2 separate regions of the Mus musculus genome follow, and region 2 is linked to region 1. The links are chromatin loops, found by intact Hi-C in ENCODE. Cell type or tissue: left cerebral cortex. All regions are shown on one strand. Each heading gives the region's core, and the rest is flanking DNA. Links, peaks and the distances in the headings are about the cores only. Region 1 has its middle 20 kb from the start of Gm22114. Region 2 has its middle 30 kb from the start of Gm39699.

Evidence for each region. A loop is a pair of places that touch in the nucleus more often than their neighbours do. Peaks named below come from ENCODE experiments on the same cell type or tissue, not always from the same donor. Only the 100,000 strongest peaks of a DNase experiment are listed, where the experiment ranks them.
Region 2: a loop joins it to region 1, with 2.8 times the contacts of the local background. A loop is called at or near these places in 4 of 42 quality-filtered maps.

The regions. Positions count from the first base shown.
Region 1 is chr1:169,814,957-169,823,296 of GRCm38, forward strand. No RefSeq gene overlaps it. Among named protein-coding and RNA genes, the nearest start is that of Gm22114, 20 kb to the left of the region's middle. In left cerebral cortex, for the core only: no CTCF peak of the experiment used is centred there; DNase peaks (open chromatin) are centred at 2,195, 3,875, 4,754, 6,646 and 1 more place; H3K27ac peaks cover 4,175 bases.
Region 2 is chr1:169,891,497-169,899,836 of GRCm38, forward strand. No RefSeq gene overlaps it. Among named protein-coding and RNA genes, the nearest start is that of Gm39699, 30 kb to the right of the region's middle. In left cerebral cortex, for the core only: no CTCF peak of the experiment used is centred there; DNase peaks (open chromatin) are centred at 4,359, 5,013, 5,948, 7,329 and 1 more place; H3K27ac peaks cover 4,309 bases.

The DNA of each region.
Region 1 (8,340 bases), core at 299-8,298:
TTCTTGAAGCCCATGGAAAGGTGGCACGTATAAAATAAAGATGGACGACTTGTAGAGCCCTGCAAGATGGGAGACAGGAGAGGGCAATTTGTCTCCTTCAAACACACATTTAGCAAGATTAAAAAGAACATCACCAGCCTTTTGGGAAATGTATAGCCTCCAATTTTCCTTTTAGTATGGAAGGTGCCAAAGATGTAAACACATTTAAAGGGGGAAAAAATCTCAAAAATTCCCCTCCTAAGAGCACTGAGCCAAGCACTGCAATCCTTGATGGACATTGCATCTTCACATTGGACAGGCACCTACTTACCAAGGGCAAGATGGGAATAGGAGGGGATGGCTGGAGTTTAGGAGGGGTTCTTCTGGGGAAACACCCACATGCAAATATAGATCTACCCCTTCAGTGAGTTACTAGGAATGAAGCGCTCACTGTGGGGTGTCCATTTACTGTGTACACTTTAGTTTACAGTTGCATCTGTGCAGGAAGACCTTGAGAGTAGACTTTAGACTGGAGACTGGAGAACAAGAATCATTATGTAAGGAAAGAGCTGTGGGAAAGATGCTGGTGGCCAGAGGGAAGTGTTCTAACCCAGAACACACCTGTGCCTTCTTCTAGCAGTCTCTAACACAATTGGAAAACTGATGGTGGTGTTGTTGTTGTTGATGATGATGATGATGGTGGTGATAAGACTTCCTCTTGCCTTTTTGATCCAGAGATCTATTTGTATTCCCAAGGCTAGAAAGATAGCTTAGTCATTGAAGTCTAGCTTTCTTCTACATTGTCCCCCATTTTCTTCCTGATACCCATTTCCAGCATAAGATTCTATATAACTTTACCATCCTTTGAGAGAGAGAAAAAAAAGAATCCATCGCAAAGATGTGCTAGTTTCTTTTGATGGGTTAAATTCTGTGTGATAATGAGAGTATTTAGACTCACCTGGGTATTAGAACGGATATGGACTTTATCGTTCATTGAGTCCTCCATACATTTTAGATGGTTTCATAGAGGTATCTAGATAATGACTGCATTTAGCCGGGGAACTTCCTCAGCTCTCTCCCATGATTGCCTTCCATTAGATATTAATGTACATTGACTTGGGAGATTTCAAACCAGAGTGGCTTTCTAGAAAAGGCTGAGGACCATGTGCTGTCCCTGTGGAGTGTTGTTTCCAAACTCCTCCCAACCCTCTTGTTCTTTCCACCAGTGTGGATGGCCCTGGTGGTACTGTAGGATGAAAGAGGGCAGCATATCACTTACCACTCCTACGGGATGCTGGATTTGCCGATGGCTTTGTGAAACTGTCTTAAATGAGCAGCTATTATTGTATCAAGGACACCACTGGCCCCAAATGTGCCCTACAAAGGCAAAAAAAAACTGATCTCAATCTCTTCCCTTATCCCTTGGACTCTGGGTTGAGGTTGTTTAAAAACTTCCATGTCCAAGTGGCTAAGTCACCTGCCATCTGTCTTCCTGACCTTTCCCTTCACGTGGAGTACTCTCAAAATATCCCAAAATGCTAGGCGGCTCTTTATCAGTGCTCCACTTACCCATTAGACTTATCAAAGCCAGATACTGTGGCAGCATCTCTGCCAGATGAGCTGCACTCTGCTCCCTGGCTGGGAATAGGAGTTAGGATAGCTGAGGACCTTACCACTAGGCATGGCAGCACAAACCACCTGACCTCCTAAACTGCCTTCAGTCACATGAACAGAGTTATCCAGAGGTAGTTAGAGATGGCTGTCACTGGGAGCATGGCTGGGGGCCATGCCTGCGCTATCTGTGCTCAGTCAGTTCAAAGGATACAGTTTTGTTATAAAGGAGTAAAAAAGATGGTGGGAGGAAACAAGGCAGGTAAGACACTCTACCATTCTCTTCCTTCTTCCCCCTTTATATATCAGTGATATCCTTCTTAAATCAAGACTCTGTATGTAGGGCAAGAAACTGAGGTGCATCAAAAATATCAATGGTTACCAGGCACACAGTTTGTCGCACCAGCAGGACACCTGTGGAAGCTCACTGTCGTGGGGATGGTACTGATGTGAATTCAGGGAAGGAAAGTGAGCTGAAGGAACCCCTCCTAGGCTCGCAGCTACTAAAGAGCATCATTTTTTTCTTTGCCTGAGGCAAGCCAGTAGGCACTCGGCTCTCTCCCTCCTGCTGCAAGCCTATTTGTCTCTGACTCACAGGATGACTAGGATGAAATTTCATTATCCGTTTGCTTTCCATCTCTTGAAGTTTCTGGCTCTAGGTTTGCAGCAAGCTTCAAGTCTACTAAAGGGTTTTTGACTGATATGCAGCAGCATTGAATCATGGTAGATTTTCACACATTCATAATTACTCTTCTGAAGTAGCACACATTCACTGTTATCTCCGGATAAGAGGAGCAGAGAGAACAACAATGTCATTTTGCTACTTGCTTCTAAGAGATGGAAGCAATTTGTGACCTAGTTTTTTGAGTATCCTAAATTCCCTTGAGGCTAAAGTGAAAAGCAGAGCCTTGAAAGGCTGAGATGGAGACCAAATGAAGAATGATGCCTGTCTCAGTGGCCCCTCCCTACCATATCTGTGAACAGAGAAGCAAGGAAGGGTGGGGTTTTTCCACTGGGCTACACCTAGTGATGTACATAAAAATGGGAAGAACTGCAGATATCAGAGTTTATATGAATCCTGTTATTCTATGACTGAACTTGTAAAACAATCATTTTGGTTTTTAAACTGACTGAGCTCCATGTTAAAAATCTCTCTAGCTCTGTGTCTATGTTAATCATAGACCCAAAACATAGGGAAACAACAAAATTATGTCTCCAGAGGTTGCCACACATCTGACTTTTTTTGGTTTGGGTTTGTTTGTTTGTTTGTTTATTGTTTTGTTTTGTTTTGTTTTGTGGCAGTGGTGGTGATGGAAAATTAAATAGCTTCTCCTAGGCCCATGCTTGACTGGGAATGAAACAAAAAGAGTCACATATTCTGATCTGTGAAGTCCAAGGAGGGCACCTGCAGTGTTTAACAAGCCTTGCCCTGCCCACACTGAGTGACTGTTTCCCATACATCTAAACGCAACAGGCCATTTTGGTCTAGTCTCCAGATACTGTTAGTCCCCCTTCTACTGAGTTGCATAGAAATGCTATCACTTGAAAATACAGAGAAAAATTAAAGTTAGAGGAAGGGCAATATTATTCACCTGAAAACAGAGAGTGCTCTAAAGAAGAGGTGACATGGACTCTTTCTGAATTTATTTGGTTATAAAAGTGAACAAAGCTGGACATAGGGGTGAATGCCTGTGATTCCAACACAGTAGAAGCTGAGGCGGGAGAATCATGAGTTCAAGGCCATAGGAAGACACTATCTGGAAAATAAAATAAAATAAAATAAAATAAAATAAAAGCAGAACGTCAAAGAATATGTACTCCTGGACTTCACAAATGTATTAGCTCTGTATTGATTTCCCTGTATTCAGGGACATTGTCAGCCATTCGTACACATTCTACCAAGACGCGGTCCCATCGTCCATCTTCTAGAACACCTAGAGAGAAGTGATTCCACAAAGATGTCACAGCTCCCCAGACATAAAATTAATTAATTAATATTAATTAATGTTAATTAAAGCTCTTCTGGCTTGTAGTCTGTAGCTATTTTTAATGCATCATATCATTCCTTTGTAGGAGAATTTATACCCATAATGAAGATATTTCTCGAACAGTAGATCCTTTAAACAGTAAAGAAATGAAAGGAAAAACACGCAGAGTAGATTAGTTACAGGGTAAGGGAGAGATATTTGTATTCTGCCTAAACCAACACATTGCAGCTGCTTTCTCACCATCAGGTTAAGTGGGAACAAATCTGGGGGATTCTGACACATGTGTTAGCCCATTTCCTGTCACTATAACAAAATGTCTGAAAATGGGTACTTACAGAACTAAAAAAGGTTTGTTTAGCTCACAGGCTTGGAAACCAGATACCTAGGATTGGACCACTCCACCCTTTTGCCATGACCTTTTTGGCTGCATCACAGTTTGCTAGAATGACAACAAATACAAAGGACAGAAAGAGGCATGATTGGACAGGAAACCAGAGAGTAAAGAGGAGCCAGCCCCCATCTTTCCATAACACAATTCGGTTTTACCAAAACCGACTCATTCAATGCAACACAGCATTGATCCCTTATGAGTGCTAATGCTTTTAATAGTCTAACCATCTCCCACTAGGCCTTACTGTTTCAAAGATCCCACCACCATGCTGGTGGACCCACTTTCTAGCACATGAAATCTTGTGTTAGCATTCTGTCTCTGATCCACTGCACCTTCCATCGCCTGACTGGGAGTGACCTTCAGGCTAACACACAAGGTTACCATTCACTGCATCTGGTGAAAAACTTCATTATATAACATCTACTCTGTCAAGAGTGTAAATAAGTTGGACCAATGTCTCAAAATCAGGACCCTGCACACCTGCTTTCAACTGACTATAGAATACAGGATGTGTAATTTTACAGAAATAAATGCGAACGGCCTGAACTAAGGAGTGGTGTCATGGCCCTCACACATACTCATGACTTGCATATACAATGAGTAGGATAAAAGTCGACGTGAAATGGCAGACCACAGACAACTAGTTATTTTCCCCAGTGATCAGTCTCAGCACTCTCTCCCTCTCCAAACCAAATTTGTTCAGTGTCCGGTAAAGCTAATTTGAGCTGAGTTGCTATGGGAACTGAGAAAGGGGTTCCTGGAAATGTAATCATAATTGCTGTCATCTCAAAGGGCAGCAGCTTGAGACTCCAGTGCTCTCCCATATGTCTGCATTAGGCTAGTGTTAGCAAATGGGTGTCAAAAGTCATTTGCAGTCAAATTGCTAAGAGAATAACCAGCAGTGTTGGGTGTTGCTCAACTAAGCTGCTTTGTCAAAGGACAAATTTGTCATCATTGTTTTTGAGGTAAGATTCTCTTTGCAAGGTCTCATTTCATTGCCTGGAATAGAATCTAAATGTTGTCTGTCACCAGACACAAATCTTAGGACCCGTGAAGGTAAAAACTCTGAGCCGCGAATCTCCTTGGGTTCAGAGGATCTGTTAGAAAACTTGAGAGTTGCTAGACAATCGCTGGATATTCTACCAGGTTTTAGAAAAAAAGATAGGTGGTGTGGGGTTGGTGATTTCATAATTTCAAGATTCAAAAGCCCAGTGGAATCAGGCCACAGACTTGAAATGTGTCCTTGGGATCAGCTGGTCTTTGCTACTCAAAAATGTGAGCCACATACCTGCAGCATTGATGCGACCTAAGAGCTTGTTATATATAGACGCCCAGACCCAGACCCAGACTTGATGATTTATAACCCACCATTCTCAGATGGTCTAGCTGTGCACTGATTTTGGGAAGCGCTACACTAGTGAAATGTCTTAATTTGATAGAAAAAATGGCTGAAATCTTGACTGAAGTCCAAAGAAGTGAAGGAACTTTGCCCAATGTACAGATGGGTCTTGGTAGTAGACCCAGAACCAGATCCTACCATGCCTGAGAGGCAGAATCTTCCCATCACCCCATGGGACTTCTTAAAAGCAGGAACTGAGAAGGGTATGAGAAATTTCATAAGAGATCTTCTTGTTTTATGGCACTCCCAGACATTAAACTTTTTCTGACCTCAAATTGCACTGAGGGGGACAGGAATTCTGAGAAGGATTAGGACAGTAACTAATTGAAGGAGAAACTATTCCACATATCTCTTTAACAAGGCTGAAAGTGAGCCGCCTTCCTAGGGGTTGACTCTTGACTATGTGAGTAACCTGACCCAACTGGAAGATTAGGAGTCCATCAACACCAGAGATTCTATTCTCTTGACCACGTGTTTTCTTAATGAGCCTTTACTGCTGCTCTAAGAACATTTGCTGGCCTCATTCAGGTGAAAATGACCAGCCTTCATGTCTATTTGTGGTGTTCTCTATCACCCTATGAAAGCACCTGGCAAATGTTCACTTGAAAACTGAGAAGACCAGATGACCTTTGACCTGTCTATCTTCACACCATTCCTTAAAGAGTCCTATTGTCACAATCTATAAGTTAGTGTGAATTACTCCACAGTGTAATTTTCAGCCTTTTCATTTTCAGAAAGCTAAAATGTCTTTTTCTGATCATTGGAAGTTTAAAAATGGGACTAACAGGGGGTTTAGGGAGGGTCCAGATTCTGCCCACCCTCTCTGGAATTGCAGAACAGAGCTCTGCTTAGGCAGCAGTGGCTGGTTACCAGTGTTTCCCATGCCAATCATTCAGTGTGAAAGAGTGTGTGTTGTGACTATGCTTGGTACCTCACCCCAAAGTAGAAAATAGTATTCTCTCCACTTCCAGATGCCTGAGAACACATAACATCTAGTGACTACCAGAGCCTGGCAAGAGCTCGCCAGTCCTCCTTTCTCCTCTCTCCCCTTTTCCCTCAGTCACCACTAGATGACCTAGCCAAGCCTCACCTTATCCCATAAGTACAAGTCATTAATTCCTAGTTCTTTACTAATGATTTGATTCTGATACCTACAGTCACAAATCATCCCCTAACTTAGCAGTTTAGCACAAGGGCAGTTTTATTATCTCTCACAGTTTTATCAATGGGCCTGGTCTCTAGCTGGGCATGCCCTACTCTATGTACAGACTGCAAGGGCTGTCGTCTTTGATTGGTTGGAACTATCCGAGATAGCTCATTCACAGGCAGAGATTGAGGTAGAACAAAAACAAACCCGAGAACTTATGCTTGCTCCCTCCCTCCCTCCCTCCCTCCCTCCCTCCCTCCCTCCTTCCTTCCCTCCCTCTCCTCTCTATCCCCCTCCCTCCTCCTCCTTCCTCCCTCCTTCTCATCCCTTCAAGGTGTCCTAAAGCATGATTGATTTTCACATGGCAGCTTCAGGCTCTCAAAATAATAAAAATCAAGATTTCCCCCACTTTGTTAAAGCTTAAACCCAATCTGAGCTAGAACAGTGGCTATGTCCCAGTGTGTACTGTATTAGTTAAAATGAGCCAGTGATTGCCCAGAGGCTAACAATCACAGGATTCTCAAAAAGACCTCCAGGGACAGCCAACTCCTTCATTTTTCTAATTGTTTCCTGTTGCTTGGAGATCACAAGAAAGTCTATCAACATGTAAAAGTATGTTTTTATATCTGTTTTCATACAGATGGGTACTTTCCTGGTGGAAAAAAAAAACTCCCAGATTTCCTTATACTATCTAAGGGATCTGTCACCCACCCGGAGAATTCTACATCACAGGAATGAGTCAGAGAAGATTCTATAGACCATCTGTTCAATTGCTATGTGGAGCTGTGGCGCTTCGGGAAGCGTATGGGGTTCGTAGCGCATCTCATTAGCTGGATTTGGAATTCTGAGACTCAGGCAAGAGCCTCATCTCTATACATTACAAGACTCTTTAATTTTTAGCAGAGTTGTTTAAATAATCAATGTTCTCCATAAGGACGGTAGGCTGATTTATTCTGAAGGATTTACCTGGGTTTGATGTAATAAGACGCAGGCATAGCCATGATTAACATTCTTCCTATAGTATACTGTGTTGCCCTCCAGTAAAAAGCCACCATCAATCTAGTTTGATACCTATCTAATTGGATTGGAATCTGCAGGTCAGTGGAATACATGCTAGTATAATGTTATTTTACAATAAGAAATCTGAAATTTAAATAATTTGTCTCAATAGTTTAGAGGCATTTCAAGTAGAAACTAGGGCTCAAATCCAATTTTCCTGGTTTTGACTCTCCAGGGCTTTGTAACAAGGAGGAGCAAAAATACAAGTACAAACTACCAGCCTTTCTCACAGGATGCTACTAAAATTCAAGGATGGAGAGTGGGGACAGGATTATGATCCATGTTTTATAAGTGATCCAAAACAGAATTTCAAAGTATCACACTTACAATTTAATTAAAAAGTAATACCTCATAATATCTATCAATTGAGTATAATAGTAATGTAAGAATGTGAGCATTTTAATCTATGCACTCAGACCTACTCACTTGACAAAGTAGGAAACAATGATTCAGAAGCATCCAAACTTTTGACAAAATATTGTCAACCTCAAGTATGTTGGACTGTATTCATAGCTACCCTGGGGTGCACAGAGGCCACACCTAGAGATTGTCTCACACCTAAGATAACTGATCCAAAGCAGAACCCATGCAAGGCCTGGTCCATTGACTCCCTGTTCCACCCTGAGTCCACACCTCTCTCTTTCTGCACTGGACAGATTCCCATGCGAAAAATCATCCCCATATATGAGAAGGACCATTTCTAGCCAGCTAGCCATCACTCTGAAAAGACTTCAAGAACTGCCAGTCGGTCTTTTACCTTTTACTG
Region 2 (8,340 bases), core at 233-8,232, 76 kb after region 1:
AGCACCACCAGCATTGTATTTTCAACTGGAATATAGAATTGTAAGTCTCCATATGGCTTTTTCATAATCTTTTGATTTAGTTAACTGTTTCTTCCACCCTCTTGTTCCCATAATCCCCAACACCTTCTTGCTTAAACTTTCTCACTCTAGTATTTCCCATTGCTACTTTCACATTACTTATGTCCTACTATCCTCCCTTCCTTAAGGTAACCTCTTTCAATGCCCTCTTTCTGGTTTCCTGGCTTCTACAGGTATTTCAAACTTAACACACTCAATTAGAAAGTCAAAACTAGAATCCACATATGAGAGAAAGTATGTGGCATTTATTTTTAGTGCCTGGTAACCCTCACTTAATACACTTTTTTTTTCAGTTTTATCAATTTATTCTCAAAATTTATCATTTCATTTTTCTTTATAGATGAATGACATTCCATTTGCATATGTAGTACATTTTCATTATCCATTCATCGGTCAATTGACATCCAGACTAATGTTATTTCCTAGCTATCATGACTAGGTCTGCAGTGAACATGGAGGATAAAGTATCTCTATAGCAAGAAATAGAGTCCTTTGGATATATGCCTGGGAATGCTAGAGCTAGATCATATGGTGGTTCTCTCTCTACATTGTTGAGGGGTCAGCACACTGATTTCCACAGAGGCTATACCAGTTTAAAATCCCATACATTGAGTTGTAAATATTCCTCTTTCCTCACATCTCCAGCATTTGCTGTCATTTGATTCCTCCATGATAACCATTCTGACTGGAGTTCTTAACGGAGTTTTGATATACATTTGCCCAATAGTTACTGATATTGAACAATTTTAAAATGTTTATTAAACAAATCAAAACCAAAATATACTTTAAAGAAAAATGTATTACTAGAAACAAAGCATTTGATAGTTTTTGTTCCTGTCACAAGGATATTTTCTTTCAAGACCACCTCACAACCTCCCCCACACTAACTTGGTGCCCTACAAGTCAATTCAATTCCATACTGACTGCTTAGTTTCAAACTCAACAGGTTAAGAGCTCAGACACACCTTCATCCCAGGTGCCACTGCAAGTATAAGATCCCTCAGTTAACCAAATTTCCTTCTAAACAGGCTATAAATGTGCATGTTCCTATAATATCCACTCTCCAGTTTCAACAGTTTTCAGGGTAAAAATCACAGAAAGATGGAGTTCTAAACCACCTGATCAGAAGGCAAACAAAATAGAGAGAGGGTGGCACAGATTCCCCATGCACTCTGAGCACAACATTGTCCTAGCGCTGTGATACAGTCCATCTTTAGAGTTTTTATGGAATTCTCAGTCCACAGGCATGATTAAGTCACTGGCCATTGGTGATCAACAGACCTCCCTCCTGCCTGGGTTTGAGGTATATGGCTGAAATCTCTGTTTCTAATCAGCACTTGTTTTTTTTTTAATATCCAATCCTCATCCCAAAACTAAGAGCCTGACTGTAGGAGTCACCTCATGTGATGACCATTCCTGGTTGCCAACTCAACTGTATCTGGAATGAACTACAATCCAGAAATGGAGGGCACACCTGTGATCCAGATCTTGAAGGCACAGGTTTCTGACATGGATCTTAACACAGAGATCTTAAGGCATAGTGGCCATGAGAAGCTTAGGACCAAGCAAGCTAGTACATACCTTTAATCCCGGCAGATTGAGGCAAGCAGATCTCTGAGTTCAAGGTCAACCTGGAACAAAGCAAGTTCCAGATCCAGGTATGGTGGTACACACTTATAATCTGGGCCACACCTCCTACATTGGAAGAAGGAAGATTCACTCTTCTTTGACTGCTTTCATTCACTTACCAACACATCTGTTGGAACCTACTTCTCAGAAGATCAACTTAAAGAACTAGTCTTGTGGGAGGTCTGAACAACTACTAGATTCTTGGACTTCCCGTTCACAGCTGACCATTGTTGGGTTAATTGGACTACAGACTGTAAGTCATCACAATAAACTCCCTTAATATATAGATACTTTCCATACATTCTGTGACTCTAGAGAACCCTAAAACACCTCAGTAGAACAAGTCATAGTCCTGTCATTCTGATAATTCAGGATGAACCCTGCTCCAAGAAGTTAATACAAACCCCAACTAGCATTCATTTACATCACTAGCACACCTTTTATCAAGAGATAATATGTGCCAAAAGTTTCTAAAAAGAAATCCAAAATGTAGAGCAAAATTTGCCTGAACCAAAAGGTAAAATAGATGACTGCACACAATAACTATTTAACAGCTATAACCCAGCAGAAGACCAACAGAGAAGTAGGTTTTAACATGTATGTAAACCAGCAAGACGAGTGCACATCCATAAAGCCAATAGCTCCTCCCAATAGCAACAGACCATGTAGCCTTCTCAGGTGTATGCAGAACATCATCCACACTGGCCGTGAGTTAGTTAGCCTATGAAACAAAAGTTTCAAACAATGTAAAGAAATTTAAATCAAATAAGGCATATTCTCCAGATGTAAATTTGGGGGACTCATGAGAGGTGAAAATGAAACAACATACATCTAACTCATAGTGGATCGCTGTGGTGGTTTGAATAAAAATGGCCCACATAGGCTCATAGGGAGCAGCACTATTAGCAGGTGTAGCCTTGTCAGAGTGGGTGTGGCTTTGTTAGAGTGGGTGTGACCTTGTTGGAGTGGTTGTGACCTTGTTGGAGTGGGTGTGGCCTTGATTGAGGAAGTGTGCCGTTGAGGGTAGGCTTGGAGGTTTCAGATGTTTAAGCCAGGCCCAATGTATCATTCTCTCTTCCTGATGCCTGAGAATCCAAATGTAAAACTCTCAGCCCCTCTGCAGTACCCTATTTGCCTGCCCTCTGCCATGCTTCCCACCATGACAATTATGGACTAACCCCTTGAGCTGTAAGCCAGCCCCAGTTAAGTGTTTCCTATATAACAGTTGCCAGCACGTATGTAGCAGAAGACCATCTGCCTTGTCTCGCCCCAGTGGGAGATGATGTGCTTAATCCTGTAGAGACTTGATGCTCCAGGGAAGTGAGATGTCCTGGGCACCCTCTCAGAGGCGAAGGGGAGGGGTATAAGGTGAAGAATTCTGGGAGGGGGTACCTGGAGGGGATCAACATTTGGAATGTAAATAAACAAAATAATTAATTTAAAAAAAGAAGTGTTGCCCTGGTCATAGTGTCTTTTCACAGCAATAGAAACCCTAAGACAAAAGAAATTACAAGGCAACCTTCAGAGGCTGCACACATTGTTTTCTTATGTGTGTATGTCAGCATTAATGTGCACAGCTACAACTCTGGTGTGTAGAGGTGCCATTAATCTGAAACGCTATCCAAACAAAGTAGTTTACATTACTGTGAGGAAACATAAAGCAATATAAATAGGAAAATATAGATCAATCAACCTCTGCCACACAGGATTTTGTGGTGGACCAAATACAATAATATGTAGTGAGACCTTTGCCATTTATAATACAAAGATGAGTCACTGCAGTTGCTCATCTGTTCAGGTTGGTAGACATTCCATCTAGATCCAAGGCTGACTCAACCTCTAATTGAACAAACTCTAAAAAAAGAAAAAACAAAAAGGAGAGAAAGAGAGAGAGAGAGAGAGAGAGAGAGAGAGAGAGAGAGAGGAAGAAAGAAAGAAAGAAAGAAAGAAAGAAAGAAAGAAAGAAAGAAAGAAAGAAAGAAAGAAAGAAAGAAAGAAAGAAAGAAAGAAAGAAAGAGAAAAGAAAGAAAAGTAGATCATTGTACTGAATTCAATATTTGCTTGCCAACATTTGAACTTTAATTCAAGCACGGGAGTGCGTTTCTCCACAAGGCTGATGAGAGTCTGGCTTTCTGGGAGCAGAGGTCTACAACGGTAGGCATTACCAAATACGGAAGCACGTAGGTGTCCTGTTTCTTGCAGATGGCCTTGTCTTGATTGAACATAGTTCCTCATTTTTCTCAAAGGTTTTAAGTAATGTCTTTTTATGTTGGGGAAAAAAAACAATGAATGGGACTGAATAAAATTCTACAGCCTTGAATTATAAATGCAGGCAGAACATACATGGTGACACACGCCTATAATCTCAGCACTCGGGAGGCAGAGTAGTGAGTTCAAGGTCATTTTAGGCTATGTAGCAAGACCCTATGTTATATACATATATTCAGACAGATTTGAAGTTTGCAGAGTCTCATCTTAGACCTATGCTATCAGCTATATAATACCCTTCTCTAAATCTGGCATATATGCAGCTCAGCTCTCAGAGGAAATAAGAAACAGCTTGTGTGACATCAGAATATAAAGCAATTTTATATATTGGAGAAAGAGTAAAACTTCAATACTTTCACATACTCCCCTCCAGGATTTCCCATCAAGAGATCATTTTAAAACATAACATGGCTCAAAATAGCCTTGGCATTTGGCCCAGTTCATTTGCCACAACTGAGAATTTTCTTTGGCATTCCATTTTATTGTAAAATGTTATGTATCTTCATAATATCTCTGTGTTTATCTTTATGATAAAGTTGATTCTTTTCTTCTCTTTCCCCTTACTCCCTTCCTCTCCCTACGTCTCCATCCCTTTCCCTCCCTGCCCCTCCTCCCATCCCCAGCACCCTACCTTCTGTGTGTTCCTACACCAGAGATAGGTATCTTTCTCCACCACTCTCCACCTTACTTACTGAGACAGAGTCTCTGGTTTGACTAGGCTGGAAAGACAATGAACTCCAGGGATCCACTTGTCTCTGCTCCCCCAGTCCTGGGATTATAGAAGTTACAGATGAGTACCACAATATCTCACAATTTTGTAGGTCCTGGGGTTCAAACACAGGTCCTCCTATTTGCATGACAGCCACTTTACCAACTGAACCAACTACCCCATCCCTTCCTTCCCATTTTAAAATAAAAAGTAGTTTAAGTGACTTCATAATGACACTCTGAAGAGGATCCACCTGTGTAGCTTCCAGCCACAGCTTCATACCGCACTGCGTTCCCCATTTAGAACTCTGGGATAGTGCCGTGAGAGAATCCTGCTGCCTCTCTCTCCCAGATCCTTGCCTGATACAAAACCTTGTTTACAATTCTGGGGAAGCAAGCCTGAAGATACTGTTATGGCCTGCTTCCCGGGGCTCTCTGCTGATTATCGGGGCTCAGCTTACACAGTGTGTTCTGCTCACTGATGTATCATCCCCGTGCTTGGCACTATGCTGAGCACACTGGAGGTGTTCTACTGACATTTCTCAGATGACTAATACTGCCCAGGGATCTTGTTTATCGAATCCTTTGTTCCAAGAAATAAATAATGTATCCCAAAATAAAATATTGAACAGGAATTATTGTTTATTGGGGTTTAAGGCTAGGCATGTACATACGGCCATCTCATGATTTGGGGACATAAAAATGGGCAGGCAGGATGGTGCATTGACTGTGGGTTTGGAGTGATCACCTGCCTCAAGCTCGCTGACTTGCCTTTGGTGATGGCCCATAACCTGAAGTTCCATGCACATTCAGGGCTTAACGATTCATCATTTGTGGCTGGCAAGATGTTCAGTGGATAAAGTCACTTGCAGAATGCACAGTAGAAATAGAAAAGCAGACCCTGAGAATTATTCTCTCTCTCTCTCTCTCTCTCTCTCTCTCTCACACACACACACACACACACACAGAGAGAGAGAGAGAGAGAGAGAGAGAGAGAGAGAGAGAGAGAGAGAGAGAGTAAACTTTAAGTTGAGAGAAGTAAGACCAGTAACTCTGAAATGAAGGCTCACTCCTGTCAGCCTCAACAGCTCTCCTCTCAGAAGGAAATCCTTCTGAAGGCCAGGGATACCAAAGGGATGGATGCTTTGTTTCTGACAAAAGGGTTATTGACATAGCTTGACTGAAATGGTGTAGCATTTGAATATCTCACACCCTAGTGGGTCTACCTAGGGCCTCCTTTTACCTCATTGCTCTGTGGATGCAACCCAGTTAGAAGCTACTTACTGCATGTGTGGATCACAGCCAGCTGAGCTGAGTACATCCTAGCAAATATCTGTTCCAAATATAAAATAACACACTAGGTTTTAAAGACTTTGGAGGAGAAGAGAAACATAAAATAATCTCAATAATTTCGCATTGATTGTATGTCAAACTGACAACATAGCCTTGGATTGATCATGTCTGTCCACTCTCTTCTGAAAAGGGAAGTGGGCCCAATTAATGTCTAGAATTTCTGCATCTGATAGAAGACAATAAGCCACTTTAGGTTAATCCTCCAACAAATGGCCTCTGAAAAAAATTTTGAAGGGATCATAAGCAAACAAAGTCTTTGTAAATTAAATATATGAGTAAGCATACTATAGTCCAACAATCTACAGACATGCCACAGTAGTTGTTTGAGGGGGAAACAGATAATTAATATAAAAGGAAATAAACTAAGGGTCTATATTTGTTACTTTTTTCATTATTACAACAAAATACCCGAGAAATGCATTTTAAAGGAAGAAGTGTAGTCTATGAGACAGGGAAGACAGGGTGGCATGGGGCCCCTGGTCACACTGTACATGCAGTTAGAGCAGGAGAGGACATGAATGCTGGTGCTCAGTTGCTTTTCTCCTTTTATACATTTCTGGACCCAGCTGGTGGAATGGTGCCAAATGCATCCCAGATTCAATTAAACCTGTCCAGTCACTTCTTCCCAGGCATGCCCAGAGACTTGTCATGTAGATGATTCTAGAACTGGCCAAGTTGGCAATTAATACTAGCCATCACAGGACCCTTGCACAATATGAAGATAGTAGTTTGTCATAAACTAGGGTTGTCTAACTTTCTGTGTATGAAGTCCCAAAAATTAAAGATTATCATTTACAAAAAGTATTGGTCTGGATGGGCTCCCTGCTCAGAGTAGAAAGCTGGAAGCACCAAGAGAAACAAATGGGTCAGAAAGACGTCAGGCTCACCTGTCTTTAGGGCCCCAGACAACCACTCTGAATGCTAAGTTAACTCATGTCTCACCTGGGACCACAGGCTACAGCCATCCAGTCTCTGCTCTGTTCACAAAGCAGAAGAAAAAACTTCATTTAAAAAGATTGCTCTGACTTTACATAATGAGACGTTATGTAAAGAACAAACTTTATTTCAGGGACAGTACTGACCAGAGCAAACAGTGATAAGGAGAAAGGATTAAAAACATGTCAATCACATTTATGCCTCTGAGCATTCAGTGTGTACACAAACCTCACCCCATCAGCAGTTTCTCCAGGCACCAAACCCACTAACACGTCGGTGTTGAAAAAAATTTAGGTGACCATCTCAGCATCCACCGACTTGTTTCGGGGCTGGATGAAGGAGGTATTTTCATCAGCACCATCTGTTAAGAATTTGCTCATTTTGCAAGTTGATTTAAAAAAAAAAGCAGCAAGATTATTTTGACAGTTGTCTCCTGATGTCCTCCGCTGTGAGTTACAATGCATCTTTCTAAAATTCATACCTTTAAGTCCTAACACCCGGCATCCTAGAAAATGATGCAAATAGGCTCGATGCTGGTGTGACTAAGATGAGGTCAAACTGCAGCAGTGACTGGCATCATGTTTTAAAAGGGAACTGAGAGAGAGAGAGAGAGAGAGAGAGAGAGATGTGACAATGAAGGAAACAATAGAAATGACAATTCCACAAACCGAGGACCCTAAAGATTGACAGTGACCCACCAGACACCAGGAGAGATCCCCAGGGAGTCTGCTCTTCCTCACAGCCTTCAGAAGGGATGGCCTTGCCAACCTTGATCTCTCTCTGAACTCTGAGAACTGTGAGAAAATACATTCATCTGTGAAACCACGGAGATTGTGATACCCTGTTATGCTGTGACTGGTAAATGAACATAAGCCCACAACGTAAACTGATGATTGGTGAAAACTATCTTCCACTGATACTGAGATACAGCAGGCTCTGGTTACGAACCGAGTCGGTAAATAGCCTGGCTCCATCAATCACCTGGAAGCTATGAAGCTGAGAAAATACAGCACACCCTGAACTGACAAGTGAGTGCAATAACCGTCTTACCTTATGGGACGAAATGAGCTGATGCTGTTCTGCACTCGAAAACATTACCTGTTCTTACTGGTTAGGTACATTGTAAGTTATAAAATACTTTCTTGTCTTTTGTTTCTTTCTTTCTTCATATTCCAAGAGCATCGGGTTGTTATTTACATTTTACAACTAGATTGTGAATCTCACGGATTTAACTAGAAATCTGGGTGGAATTAAGATACAAGGTGGTTGGAATGACACCTGATCCACCTCCTGTTTCAGTAACGTTGGACACATTTTCTAATCCCTTCTATGTACCTACTCTTCCAGATGAGATCTTTCACCCAGTGA